2 separate regions of the Homo sapiens genome follow, and region 2 is linked to region 1. The links are chromatin loops, found by intact Hi-C in ENCODE. Cell type or tissue: IMR-90. All regions are shown on one strand. Links, peaks and the distances in the headings refer to the core of each region. The heading gives the core; the rest is flanking DNA.

Evidence for each region. A loop is a pair of places that touch in the nucleus more often than their neighbours do. Peaks named below come from ENCODE experiments on the same cell type or tissue, not always from the same donor. Only the 100,000 strongest peaks of a DNase experiment are listed, where the experiment ranks them.
Region 2: a loop joins it to region 1, with 2.1 times the contacts of the local background. A loop is called at or near these places in 10 of 110 quality-filtered maps.

What each region holds. Positions count from the first base shown.
Region 1 is chr9:16,704,047-16,706,964 of GRCh38, reverse strand. All of the region lies in intron 3 of BNC2 (basonuclin zinc finger protein 2), which reads left to right. Among named protein-coding and RNA genes, the nearest start is that of BNC2-AS1, 21 kb to the left of the region's middle. RefSeq lists enhancers at 1-403, 1,811-2,565. In IMR-90, for the core only: no CTCF peak of the experiment used is centred there; DNase peaks (open chromatin) are centred at 1,604 and 2,264; H3K4me3 peaks cover 1,322 bases; H3K27ac peaks cover 2,298 bases.
Region 2 is chr9:16,626,723-16,629,640 of GRCh38, reverse strand. All of the region lies in intron 3 of BNC2 (basonuclin zinc finger protein 2), which reads left to right. Among named protein-coding and RNA genes, the nearest start is that of BNC2-AS1, 99 kb to the left of the region's middle. RefSeq lists an enhancer at 2,144-2,677. In IMR-90, for the core only: no CTCF peak of the experiment used is centred there; DNase peaks (open chromatin) are centred at 1,030 and 1,530; H3K4me3 peaks cover 401 bases; H3K27ac peaks cover 1,798 bases.

The DNA of each region.
Region 1 (2,918 bases), core at 328-2,827:
TCCCAAAGTGCTGGGATTACAGGCGTGAGCCTCCGCGCCCAGCCTTCTTGCTGTATTTTATATAGATTAAACTGACAATTTGATTTCAGCATTTGCAATTTGAAATGGAAGTGTTTCACATAGGTTTTGGTAACCTTTGCTTCTGAGTTGGATTGATTCTCCCCTCCCCCCAGTCAAGTATAATTCCTTTTTTTTAAAAATTAATTGCTGTCCTCTCATGAATTAGCATGGCTTGGCTAAGGTGAAGGGATTAGAATGACTTTTCAAGGCATGATAATGTCTGTTTAAAGGAAAGAAAAAGAAAAAAGTCTTTTAACTAGGGCTTAAGACTAATTCCAGCTACTAAGGAGACAAAAATTACTCTAAAGAAGACAATTTGGTTTTATTTTATATGTGCATGTTAACCTGCTTTGAGATCATCATTTTGTATTTTAGGGTATTCTCTTAGATGAAGTAAGATGTTCTTCATTTGTTACTGAAAGGGGACATGGCCTCACTCCAGGAGATTAAAGCTGGAACACCTTCTGCCTTCTGTAGGGATAATCACAGCTCACCTGGCTGTAGCTCAAGGTCAGGGCAAAAAGAGGGGACTTTGTGCTTTTTAGAATTGCCTATGACTACAGTAGAGAAGAGGAATAATAAAACAATTGGACAAGATTGAAAGTGAATGTGCATCATATGAAGATAGTTAATAAGATGAATGATCAGAAAAAGACAATCTGGAAGACATCCTTCAGTGGTAGGAGAATCAGTGGTAGAAGAAGAAAGGGGTATTTTGGGGTGCAAAACTATGACCTCTGTTAACTTGCAAAAATTAGTACTGTTGTGATTGGTTATAAAGGGCTACATGAGAACAATTTTAAAATTATAAAAACATTTGTAAACATTTAGTATGATTTTAATTTTTCATTTGGTATACATACTTTTTAAAATAGTTGCTTGTCAGTTATGTTGCTTGGAAGGCAGAACTCTCTGCACAAGCAATAAGTCAGTAAATCCAGTTTTTTGATCTAATATTGTTGCTTGTTTGTTTTGTAATAATAGCATGTAAATAAAAATGGTTAAGTGTAGGTGTTTTAGGATTCAATCCCTTTGAATTTTTCTCTCAACTTCTCTGGAGAAATAGGAATTGTTTCTGGGTGTTTTGTAAATCTAAATTGAATGTCACTTAAATGTGAAAGAACTGGCACCTTTGATAAGTAGTCCCCATACTGAATCATTTTGTCATTAATAATAACATAATTATCAATGCAAATGTAAAGTTTGTTTTTTAAAAAGTCCAAAACAAACAAAGGAGGGAAAAAAAAACCCAAGCCACACTATCATACAACTCGAGGAAAAAGCATCCCTACATTTAAACAGAAGACTTTCAATAGTAGCAGTAATAATAAGAAAGAACCTTTGGCGTCTGCCCAAGAGCCTGTTGAGAGGGAGCAGCAAATGGCCTGCGCAGTGTGTGGCTCTGCAGAAATTCCAGGGTGACACATGCCTCACAAGCTGGTCACAATGCAAGGGGTCAGGGGTCATGTTCAAGAGCAGGGTGTTGCTGGATAAGGCTGAGGAAGCAGAGGTGGCCCCTCTGTGCTCAGTGTGTGGGTCTGTGTACTCCTTTCCCGTCAAAGCTGGCCCAGCGCGGCCAAAAAAGCGGTTCCTTGGCAGGGTTTAATGGCAGGATGATGTAGTCTGTTGTGACTAGTGCATTCCTTTCAGGTTAAACTAGGGAAATGGCATTGTGTTAAAATTCCAAGTCGCATGAATGTTTTATTGCCACAGTGCATTTAGCCCTCCAGGGGAGTGTGTGTGGCGGCCGGTGGGGGTGGGGGTGGGGGTGACTTAGAGACTCAGGAACTATCAGAAGAACACTTCCCTTGGAAAATTTTACCCACTAGCATGAAGCTGATTTGCTGTGATGGTCACTTAGAAGGGTTTCGCTTTTTCCTAAACTGTGGCTGTTTAAAGTCTTGGAGTCTGGACAATTAACAGCTGAAGAAAATATGACAAGACACACGCAAAGAGGTTGGGAGATAGAGAGGAGGAGTGCGCCAGAAAGGAGCTGAGCTGCCTTCTTGTGTAAACTGCCTGAGAGCGGGCCCCCTCCCCTGGCCTCCGTCCCTGTCCCCCCTTCCCCAAGGCTGTGTTCTGCTGTCTGCCCGAAGGCCAGGACTGATCTGTTAACCTTGCACCACTGGCTGGGAGGCCGCTGCAGCTCATGGTACTGTATGTTACCATTACTACTCCCTCATTCTTTTTCACTGGCTTTTTTTTTTTTTTTTAAAAAAAAAAACCATTTCTCTGTAATAACGGTTTATATTAGTCAGAGGGATACAATTTTGGAATGCAGAAGATCCGAGTTTAAAACAAAACAAACTTTAGAATGGTACTTTTTTTTTTTTTTTCCTTTTTGGCATTTAGAAGGGCTAAATCCAACCATGCTAATTCAATTGCAGCCAAAGGTTTTCAGTGTGATTTAAAATCAGGAGTTCTGGAAATGGAGCAGTTGAAAGATGCAGTCATTTGGGCTGTGGATCTTATAAAGGGACTTTGTTGTGAAACCACACGAGCATCTTCAGGTTTTTAGGATATTTTCAGTCTTTGCATTTGTCTCAGTTATATCCATTTTGCAGATTGCCCCCAACCCCTATCCTTCCTTAGGGAAAACTCTAGCCGTCTCATTCACTGTTGGAGTTGTTTTAGGCTTACAGTTACTGAGGGTGTGTATGATTTGACTTCAGTTGTAATCGTGTGCATTACATATAACATTTGAACTGACTCAAGTTAATTTATAACAGATTAAAGTGTGGATGTGTGGAACAGCTTTCTGATAATGCAGTGTGCCTTTATAAAATATTCATGTGTCTGATTTTTTCCCCCAATGTATAGGAGAAATATGTATTATCCTAAGATGACCTAAGAAAGGA
Region 2 (2,918 bases), core at 176-2,675, 77 kb after region 1:
GGTTTGGAGTGGAACCTGAGTTCGTCCGATGTTTGCCTGCAGATGCTCATCCTTTACTCTTTCCCCACTACTGTTGGTGCTCCCAGTTCTGCTGTCTGCCTTTATCCAATTGTAAGCCTCAATGTGATTTCTAGATTCACCCTAAGTACTTGCCCTTGATCAGCCCAGCACTGAACTCCCCCAAACACACAAACATTAAAGTTCATTTAGAAAGAGTGAATTTTAGGAAGAAACCACAGAGGCCAAGATCTTCTCTAATTAATGTAGTGAATCTTCTGAATGTAGTGAGTCTTCTGGCCATTTTTTGAGTATTACATTGATAGCTCATTCAAAACGAAAATTATTCACACAACTATGGTGTAAATAAAAAGATGTGATGTTAATATAATTTTTGGATTAGATTATTGCCGAATCAAGCATCTTTACAACATTATAGTTTAGAGTAATGTGTTTGGCTAAATTAGGCAATAAAAGTAAACATAAAAGGTAAACCTTCCCGATTAGTCCTTACATTTGACTTCTCTGTATGTGAAACACTGACAAAAACCAAAAATAATTTCACTACTCTGTATTTATTTTTCTGATTGAGACTTTGGAAAAGTCAAGAATGACAACGGTAGGTATTTCTTTTTTGCAGAACAAGCCTGAGATGGTACTTAGGTGCTTACATACAAGCTACTGATCACTTAATGACATTAAAAAAATTTTAATTACTTATTGCCTTCAGACACTACAGAAGTTTAAAAATCCTACTATTTCCACTTAAATTTCTAGACCAATGCTGTTGGACTTTCTTTCCCTTTAACAGCAATGATTATCCAGTTGAATGTTGTTTCACAGAAAGGAAAAGTGCATTTGTGTAAAAATATCTGGGGCTTGCCAGGGAATCTTTTTCAGAATGCTTTGTGGTTACAAATGAAGCTTATTGTTGTATAAATGGCAAGTTTAAAATCATAGAACTTTTTTGCAGTAGCTCATGGCATGAGTTGATAATCTGCGAATTGCTCTGCGTGTGTGTTTGTGTGTGTTCGCATGCATGCCTCAGCCCATCTGTAAGTAGCTGGATCCTGTGCCGTTCCTCCCCCTGTTTCCCACCTCACTTATTTAGATACATAAATACGCACACTTTTACATCTAAGGCAAACCCCAAAAGATGCATGTGGAAGGCTGGATGTGGGAGAGAGGTGTTTTCCTTTAATTGACCTCTCACGGCGTTCCACTTGATAAAGTGACAACATTTTCTGAAAACTTAAGGTTTTTGAATGTGTGGATTTTCTCCCTACCACTGTAATTTCTGAAACTTTCTCTAAACAAGATGGCTGGCACATTATGGGGACAGAGCAGAGACATAGAACAGAGACAAAGCCGCCCTGAGAAGGCAGACACACTTATATTGCTTGTGGTTTTTCAGTACAGCTGCTTTCAGATGAGCCGGCTTGTTCTAAGCTGGTCCCACTGCCAAAGCAAGACTGTCACACAGCTGGTAGTACTTACTGTACTTGCGGGAAAGTATGTGATTCATTAGTTGGAACCGTATGTTTTTCACCAGTTCTGGTCATGTTTTTGTTAGGATGTGGTAAAAACACAAGCAGGGGGTGAAGGGACAATGGAAACATGTGACTTCTTAAGGATTGGCCTGAACCCGTTATTAGCTAAATTGTACACCGTAAAATGTCCTTTGTACCTCATAAGACAAATGACTTAATTTTTTATTCCTCAGTTGAGGTCATTCAGTCATAAGTGGTAAAAATTATCAACACTGAGCTCTTTTTCTCTTTTTACTTTCTGCAAAGTATTATGATCCGTTTAAACCCCAAATTATAATATGAAGGGAAGTCATGCAAGTAAAAGACATTAATTTGCTGAAAAATGCCCATGACGGGTGAAGAACTTTAACTGGAGTGAACTCTTGCTACTGATAAAATATGAGTATGGTATTACAGCTCATAAGAAACACTTCTAATACCACAGGGTGTGAGGAGAACAATAAATGGGAGTTTCTTTGTCTACACATGATCAAGCAGACTCAAATTGTATGGCTGGAGGATTGAGAGACTAGTCTTTTAAGTAATTTTGGTGTCATTAATGGGCTTGCATCACAGTATCTCTGTAATGCTCAATCCTGGTATTGTGCAGAACTGCTGGTGTGAGCCGCATTGAATATTGGCCTGTTATCACCAGGTTTTTGAGCTTGTGAATATTTTACAACTGCACAGGCCGAACCATATTCTTTGGAAAATGAATGCCATTGCTGCTGTGTTGTGTTCTCCTTACATAGGAATATGCTTTGACATTTGCTTGCTTCTGCTTCATTCTGACACTGGAGTTGTTTTACTTTTGTCCCCACTCCCATAGCCTGCTATTGAGACAGGTGGTATTTTCAAAGTCTAAGTAAAATATTGGCAGATTATGCCTCTACCCTCAGACTCTGTTTTTCAACTGTTCCCTTCTAAAGTTCTGCACCGTTCATGCCTCACTACATACACTCCAGCAGTTGCTGGACTCTGCAGAATTAGAACCAGGTCTGTCTCTGACAATTAGCTCAACTGGCTGCAGGATAAATAAAGGAATGCGCTCAGGGGCTGTAGTCTGTGACACAGTGTAACAGAGCGTAAAAAGGTGCATCTGTTCCATGCCCTGATTCAGTCGCCTCACTGTCACTGGGAAGTTACCGACACGGAGACATGCCCGTGCTGTTTGGTAAACAAGCGGCAGGTATTAAATTAACAGGGCTGTGAGTGTGCAAACGTGCTGCTTTATTAAAAGCCCTGCTATCTTGGCTCACTGCTGGGTCACAGGCAGTTGCTAGAGCATCTAGTAAGATGACTCATGGCACTGCATACTTCAATACCCTGTTCTCGCTTCCTTCCAGAGGGGACCGTTGACATTTGAGAGCCTGATTACGGAAGGAAAAAAAG